2 separate regions of the Mus musculus genome follow, and region 2 is linked to region 1. Evidence: chromatin contacts called from ENCODE Hi-C or POLR2A ChIA-PET data. All regions are on one chromosome and are shown on one strand. The core of a region is the stretch at or near the end of the contact, and the rest is flanking DNA. Distances in the headings are between cores, read along the strand shown. Region 1 holds the start of Arvcf (armadillo repeat gene deleted in velocardiofacial syndrome). Region 2 overlaps Arvcf (armadillo repeat gene deleted in velocardiofacial syndrome).

Region 1 (3,426 bases), core at 659-3,158:
AGGCATGTGTTGGAGCTCCAGGCTCCTGTGGTGTGAAGGGAGCTCAGCCTGAACCCCTGTGCTGCACAAAGAAGGATGGGGTACGTCGTCGCCCTGCTCCTGTGGAAGCCATGCAGAGGGTGCCTGGGACAAGAAAAGGCGACCTGGAAGGGGAGGGGAGGGAGAGAATGAATGTCGGGAGCCACAGAGCACAGACTGAGCGGGGAGGAGTGTAGCAGCTGGGACATGGGAGAGCCTTGGTCACCAGCGTCTGTGCAGACAAGTGCTGAGGATGGCACATCTAAGAGGCCCCAAGTGGGCACTGGCTTGGCCGTGCTCGGAAGCACCTCTGTCATCATGCCAAGTTTTTCCTGCCTGACCCCAAATGGAAAGTGGTCATAGACAACAAGAAGCATCAAATACCTCAGATGACACAAACTTGTAGGTTCAGGCCTTTTCAGATAGCTAATATCTCTCTAGACCACCTGTTTCTGAAGCAAACTTAACCTCAGAACACAGGGACCAACTTCAACATCCTGGTATATCCTCAAGATCCTGAGACACTCCCCAAAGCAGGCAACACTTGCTCTGGATAGACTACCCGGGTCCTGGACCAAAAGAGAGGTAGAAGGACTGGGGATCCCAGTGTGGAATTACAGGCACTCAATGCATAGCTGGTCCTACTTAGGGAAAAGATATTCCCAAAGACAATTTGGGTATGGCTCCATCCCTTAGCTTTATAAAAGTAAGCATGTGTTTTGCATTTCGGATTGTTAGCCCACATTAAGAGTCTAGCCTAAGAGTTAACACAAACAGAAGCATTTTCTTTCTTTTCCATCATTTCTAAATGTCTGAATCCTCAGAGACAGTCCCCTAGTACCTTAGACACTGATACCTGACACTGAAACAAATAGTTAAATATTGAATATAAGTAGCATTTAATTATTTAAAAATTAAAAGGGGAAAGCCATGGTATCCAGGCCTCCTGAAGCAGAGCAACTCCAGACTTGCATATTCTCCAGGGCTGGTGTCCCACTGAGGAATGTAGGGGTATCTAGGGAGGAGATTCAAGCAGGGACACCAGACAAGGGATTCCCAGCAGCGCCTCCTCTCTCTTTTGTGAGGCCTTAGGAGCATCGTCGCTGCGTAGGGACATTCCCTTGGCATCGCCAAGACCCTGCGCTCACCAACAGCCGTACCACCCCGGGAAGTTCCCCAGCCTCGCCGCCCGAGTCCTGGTAAAGTTTCCATAGCCGTCGGGTCCCTGCTTGCAGGCTCTGCAGTGGCTCGCGGAGGGCAAAGCTGTGGGAGCTGGGTCCAGTTCATCCCGGAGGCTGAACAGCCCGGAGGCTGAAGCCGGCGCCGTAGCCAGGTTGGACAGAGCCCTGAGGTCATGCACAAAGGGACCCGCCCCCAACCACCCGGGTCTCTGGGGACCCGTCGTGTGCTAGAGCGCGGGTGAGCAGAAGAACCAGCTTCCGAGCCCCACCCAGACCTAAAGTCCGAGCCCAGGACCCTGTCCCTATCTTAGTCCGCATCTCAGTCTAGACACTATACCAGCTCGCTCCCCCAGGACCTACCCCTAATCCTGGCCGGGGCCCGAGTGTCCAGCCCCAGGCCCACAGCCGGACCCCGCCCACCCGGCCGAGCTCACCTGGCGCGCGGCGTGGGCGGCTCCGCAGCGCGGCCTCCGCCCCCAAGACAGGCGTCCCCAGGTCCCCCGGTGCGCGGGGAGCGGCCTCTCCAGCGCCCAGCACCGAAAGTGGCTCCCGGGGCCACAACTTGTGCTTGTGAGGAGGTGAGGGGGGGAACACTCCTCCTCCCCTACTGGAGCAGCCAGCAAGCAGGCTAGCCCTCCTACCCCTCCCGCTGCCCGTGCGCAAAGCGGACCTGGCCGGAGACGAGGCCTCCGCCCCGCCCCATCCAACTGCGAATTTTCCCATTGGTAGAGAGACGCGCCCCGCAACCCGCACCGATTGGATGGATGTGCAGAGATTGCGGCTTGCTGTTGGGTTCCTGGTATTGTCAGTCTTAGCCCAGGTCGGCCCCCTAGCAGAGCAGGCCCTGACACCTGCCCGGAATGCTGTGGCTGCAGCAGCTGCAGGAGGCTCGGAGTTGCCCCCTCCCGGCCATCTTCAGAGGAGTTCTGGGGATAGTAGGCCCTGAGCTGGAACTTGCAGGGCAGGCGGTCACTCCCGGATTCCAGCAGCGTTGTCTCCATCTCCACCCCAAGTTCCCAGGTATCCTGCTGTTAACCGGACATTGAGCGTCGATTCCTTTCTATTGGCATAGAATGGTATTTATCTTACACTCCGCAAGTGTAAAGATAAATCCCATTTTACAGATAGAAAATTGAGGCTTTAGGCAACCAGGGCGTGAACCCAGTCGTTGGACTTCCAGCCTTGGGGGCTCTCTCACTGTCCCCATAACCCCTGCAGCAAGGACGAACAAGGTCAGCTAGGCTGGTACAAAGTGGGGATGGTTGCAGTGATTTTGAGGGCAAAAGCAGACTCTAGAAAAACTAGAGCTTTTTTTCTTCTATGAAGCCTGTATTTACAGAGCCTTTGGGCACTCCCTACAGCTGCATGAGACTGCTCTTTCCCCGGGGCAATGAAAAGCGTCCTCTTCCCGGGAAAGGGGAATTATGTGTTTATCTCTTCCCCACTACACCCTGGTGTCCCGATTTCCTCTGCCCTGCTTTGAGTCTTGGAGAAATATCAAGGAGCTTTATCCACTGCCTGAAAAGATAAACACATATTTCCCTACTAGGTAAAGCACACCAAACACATCTCTGCAGTGACATAAGGCAGTGGAGGGGACCCACGGGGGATGCTGTAACATAAACAGGAGATGGAAGTGCAGACTGTGGAAATGAATCTGGCCTGTGCTTGCTCAGAAGCCTCTTATCCTGAGTGCACTGGAAATGAGCAACTCTTCTGGGCTGTCGGTGTTTCCCAAGGCCCCTTACAGATAGTGCTAATGGAGGCCAGGGTGTGTGTGTGTGTGTGCGTTTGTGTGTGTAGGGGGTCTACCCAGATGGTCATATTTCACCCACCTATGCTGAGTCCAGTGTGCTCACCCAATAAGGGTTGCTTGGTGAAGACAAAGAAAGTAAATGCCTGGAGCAGGAGCTCACTTCTGGGTCGCCTACAATACAAATTGATACCAGGAGCTTTTCAGAGTCAAGGCAGTTGCTACTAATCCGTTGGTATTGCTACTTGAAATGAACACCATTTGGCATCCTGGTATTGAGATATTGTTGCAGCTCTGGCAAGGCAGAGTGAGCAACTCTAAGAAAGCAGAGTCTTCCAAGAAGGTAGCTCTCTCTAGGTAAAGCTGTAACTACAGCTCTCTACTAACTACAGCTGTCTTTCTGGTTAAGTTGCTGTGTGGTGGGGACTCTCTTTCCTCAGTTAGAAGTGGATTTAGTCAATCCAGCTCTACCCT
Region 2 (3,426 bases), core at 664-3,163, 36 kb before region 1:
GAACACCAAGAGACAGTGGGTTTTTTTGTTTGTTTTTGGATTTCTGAGAGTCTCACTTTATACCTCTTGCTAGCCTGGAACTCACTCACTACATAGATCAGGCTGACCTCAAACTCCCAGAGATCTGCCTGCTCCTGCTGGATTAAGGGTATATGCCACCATGCCCATCTCAGGGCATGGACAGTAACTCAAATTGCTATTTTTATATTAAAACAGTAATTGTAAAACTGAGAGTAGTCACACACACACACTTGGGAGGCAGAGGCAGACAGATCTTTGTGAGTTTGAGGCCAGCATGGTCTACAGAGTGAGTTCTAGGACAGCCAGAACTACACAGTGAGACCCTGTCTTGCAAAAACCCAAACCCAAACCAAACAACCAAAACCAGTAAATATTTGTTGTCATGGAAAGCTAAAACAAACAAACAAACAAACAAACAACCCAAAACCATGAATTTTTTTTCAAAGATTGACAATAGAGACTTCAAAGATCTTATCCCAGGTAGAGCTTGGGGGCACAGAGCTATAGATTTAGAGTAGGGGTGGACACCAACTATGCATCTGCTGGATCCCTGGGATTACCTCAGGAACATCCAGGCAAGCGTGATGCTGTGGACCTTTCCACTGGCTGCTATCAGCCTGGGAAGACCCAGCAGCTCCATACAACATCCCATCCAGGTCCAGCAACCAACTGCACATTCTTGTAAAATATGCAGTGGAACAGAATAACAAAGGCTCCCCTCCGTGTGTGGACGAATACCAGGAATGCCAGAGGAACCCAGGAACCTAGAAGAGGGAGCTGAAAGTCAGGACTGAGATTAAACTTGAAAAACTCAACTGCAAAAGAACAGCGGTTGCCAGGCTTGATGGCACATGCATGCGTTCTCAGTGCTTAAGAGGCAGAGGCAGGAGGATTATCACAAATTTGAGGCAAGCCAGCCCAGTTTCCATGGTTCAAGGACAGTGAGCACTGCACAGTGAAACCCTGTCTCAAGACAACAGGAAGATGGCTCATCGGGTAAAGAACTTGTTGCACATGACCTAAATCCTGGTCCCAAGAATCCACGTGAAAACGAGACACGGTGGCACACTGTCTGTAATCCCAGCATGCTCTACATGGAGATGGGAGACAGCCAGGAGAATCTTCGGAAGCTCCAAGACTAGCTAGCCTGGTGTATGCAGCAGTAACTACGAGAGAGTCCATGTCTCCAACAAGATGGAAGGCAAGAACTGATGTCCACAGTTGTCCTCTGATCTCCACATGTGAACTGTGGCATATGCACACTTACATTTGTACACAAGCACACAAACTTGTACATGCACACACATACATGGGTGGGTGGCAGGATTTAAAAACAAAACCAAAAAAATGAGAGTAGCCACAGTCACAGCAGTGAGTGACAGTGGCAGGGTTAGAGGCCTCATTCCTGTGCTCTCAGACGCGACGAAGAGGCCCAGGGCAGAGACCCTGCAGAAGGTAGCTGATCCGGGCAACAGGGCACAAAGGGAGGCTAGACAAAGTGTAAATCAGACAGGAAGACAGAGGCAATGGGAGGGACCGGTGGGTGGTGGAGAGATGGGCAGGTGAGTGGAGATGGTAGCGTCGTACAGACTGATGCAGTAACAGATGGGTGGGTGCTAAGTGAACGAGTAAGAGTGGTGAGTAGAAATGATTGTGGATGGGCAGACTGGGAGATGCATGGTGGATGAGTGAGAGGATAGATTACTGAGATGTGAAAGAAGGATGGGGCAGGAGGAGGCTGGATGGAAGGGGTACGGTGTGAGTGGGTGACAGAACGGGTATGTGCCAAGAGAATGAAGACGGCTGTGTGGGCACACAGGGTCCACTGGAGATGGGCGGTCTGACAGGCAGGCAAATGGTTGAATGGGAGACAGGCAGATCGAAGGATGGCTGCGGGCCAGAGAGCTGAGGGAAGGATGAATGAAAATGGAGAGCTGGGTGTGGCACAGTCCCAGCACTCTGGAGGCAGAGGCAGCAGACCTGTTAGCTATCTTGGTCTGAGTAGAAAGTTCAAGGCCAGCCAGGCCTACAGAGGGAGACACAATCGCAAAGAGGCAGGGGTGAAGGAGAACAGGAGGATGGGAGTATAAATGATGGGTATAAGAATACAGGTCTCGGGACCACAGAAAGAGGATGCCTGGTGGCTGTGTACTCTGCAGCAAAGAAAGCCCTCACTGGTTCTATGAGAGAGCAACAGGCACTATCAGAGGGGACTGGGATGGAGGCTGACAATCCCTGAAACCTAAAGCAGCATTTTCTGCCTTCTTGCTGACCCAGACATTCCTCCTCTGAAGGAGCACAGCCAAAGGCCTGGCCCGGAAAAGCAAATTACAGGGCCGAGGTCAATTAGGGTCGAGGAATTAGAGGAATTTCTTAAGGGTCAGTAGGGGGTGAGAGGGGGCCTGGCTCCAGGCCTGAGACCTTAGGAGCCACCTATCAAAGGCCAGAAAGACACTGGGAACAGTTTTACCTCCTACTGATCCATACTCCACACTCTGCCCATCTCAAGCAGGAAAAGAACAGGGCACAAGGGAGTAGCCTGACAGGAGCTGCATGCAGGCCCAGAAGTGCCAGGCCCATCCTCTGCGCCTGGGAGGGTATCCTGGGAGCAGCTCTGGTCTCATGCCCTCAGCTCTGCCACACAGGAAACATGCTTCCTATATATGGATGGCCAAGCCTTGGGAGAACTCCATCTTTATCTTGTCGTCCTCATTGAGGTCAGATGGTACCCAGAACCTTGGGAATGGCTTCTAGCCAAGCTCAAAAGGACAGGCACTGTGCCCAGACTGGGGACAAATCAGAGGAGGTCTGGAGTGTGGGGTTCACAAAACTCTGCACCAAGGCCGGGAGCAGTCTCTGGCAGGAGGGAGAGGGTCAAGGGTGCTGGGTTAGGAAGTAGCTGTTCTCGGCCTCTCTCGTCATAAAGATGCACCAGCAGGATTTTGTGAGAACGAAACATTTCTGTACGTTACAAACAAAAACAAACAAATAAAAATACTACAGAGTGTGGTCATTCTTTAAAAGTGACACACTGAACAACACATGCAGCAAGCATTTCAGGTGACGCAACAGCAGGAGCTTCATGTCTGCACAGTGCCTTCAGCACAACAGAGGCAGGGCAGAGTGCAGGCCACCAGCACCCCCTGCCCCCGCGCCTCTCTACTTTGTACCTTAACCATTTCCAAAAGACTGTGGAGGAAGCCACATGGAGTGGCATATTCCTGCATTCCTACCTACCTAAGAAACTGAGGTAGGAGAATCACTTAAGCCTTGGACAGTGGTTCTCAACCCTCCTAATGCTGCAGCCCTTTAATGCAATTCCTGATGTTGTGGTGACCCCAACCAGAAAGTTATTTTCATTGCTACTTCATAACTGCAATTTGACTACTGTTATGAATCATAATG

The links. A loop is a pair of places that touch in the nucleus more often than their neighbours do. ChIA-PET counts read pairs that join two places held with the same protein, here RNA polymerase II (POLR2A).
Region 2: a map of heart shows a loop between it and region 1 (3-fold over the local background). The contact joins the enhancer-like site here to the promoter of Arvcf in region 1. A Hi-C loop is called at or near these places in 14 of 37 maps with a recorded cell type or tissue (CH12.LX, Patski, T-helper 17 cell and 5 more). POLR2A ChIA-PET finds 5 or more read pairs at or near these places in 4 of 5 experiments (Patski and embryonic stem cell).

Annotation. Positions count from the first base shown.
Region 1 is chr16:18,346,664-18,350,089 of GRCm38, reverse strand. It overlaps Arvcf (armadillo repeat gene deleted in velocardiofacial syndrome), which reads right to left and starts at 1,908. Exons shown (of 18, transcript NM_001272029.1): 1 at 1,634-1,908. It also overlaps a transcript of Tango2 not described here.
Region 2 is chr16:18,382,921-18,386,346 of GRCm38, reverse strand. The region is part of intron 2 of Arvcf (armadillo repeat gene deleted in velocardiofacial syndrome); the gene reads right to left. Among named protein-coding and RNA genes, the nearest start is that of Gm15764, 29 kb to the left of the region's middle. Within about 2 kb of position 1,913, at least 1 of the 3 ENCODE cell types and tissues checked has a DNase peak (open chromatin) inside an H3K27ac peak, as active enhancers do; it is gastrocnemius, where a contact is called at or near this core.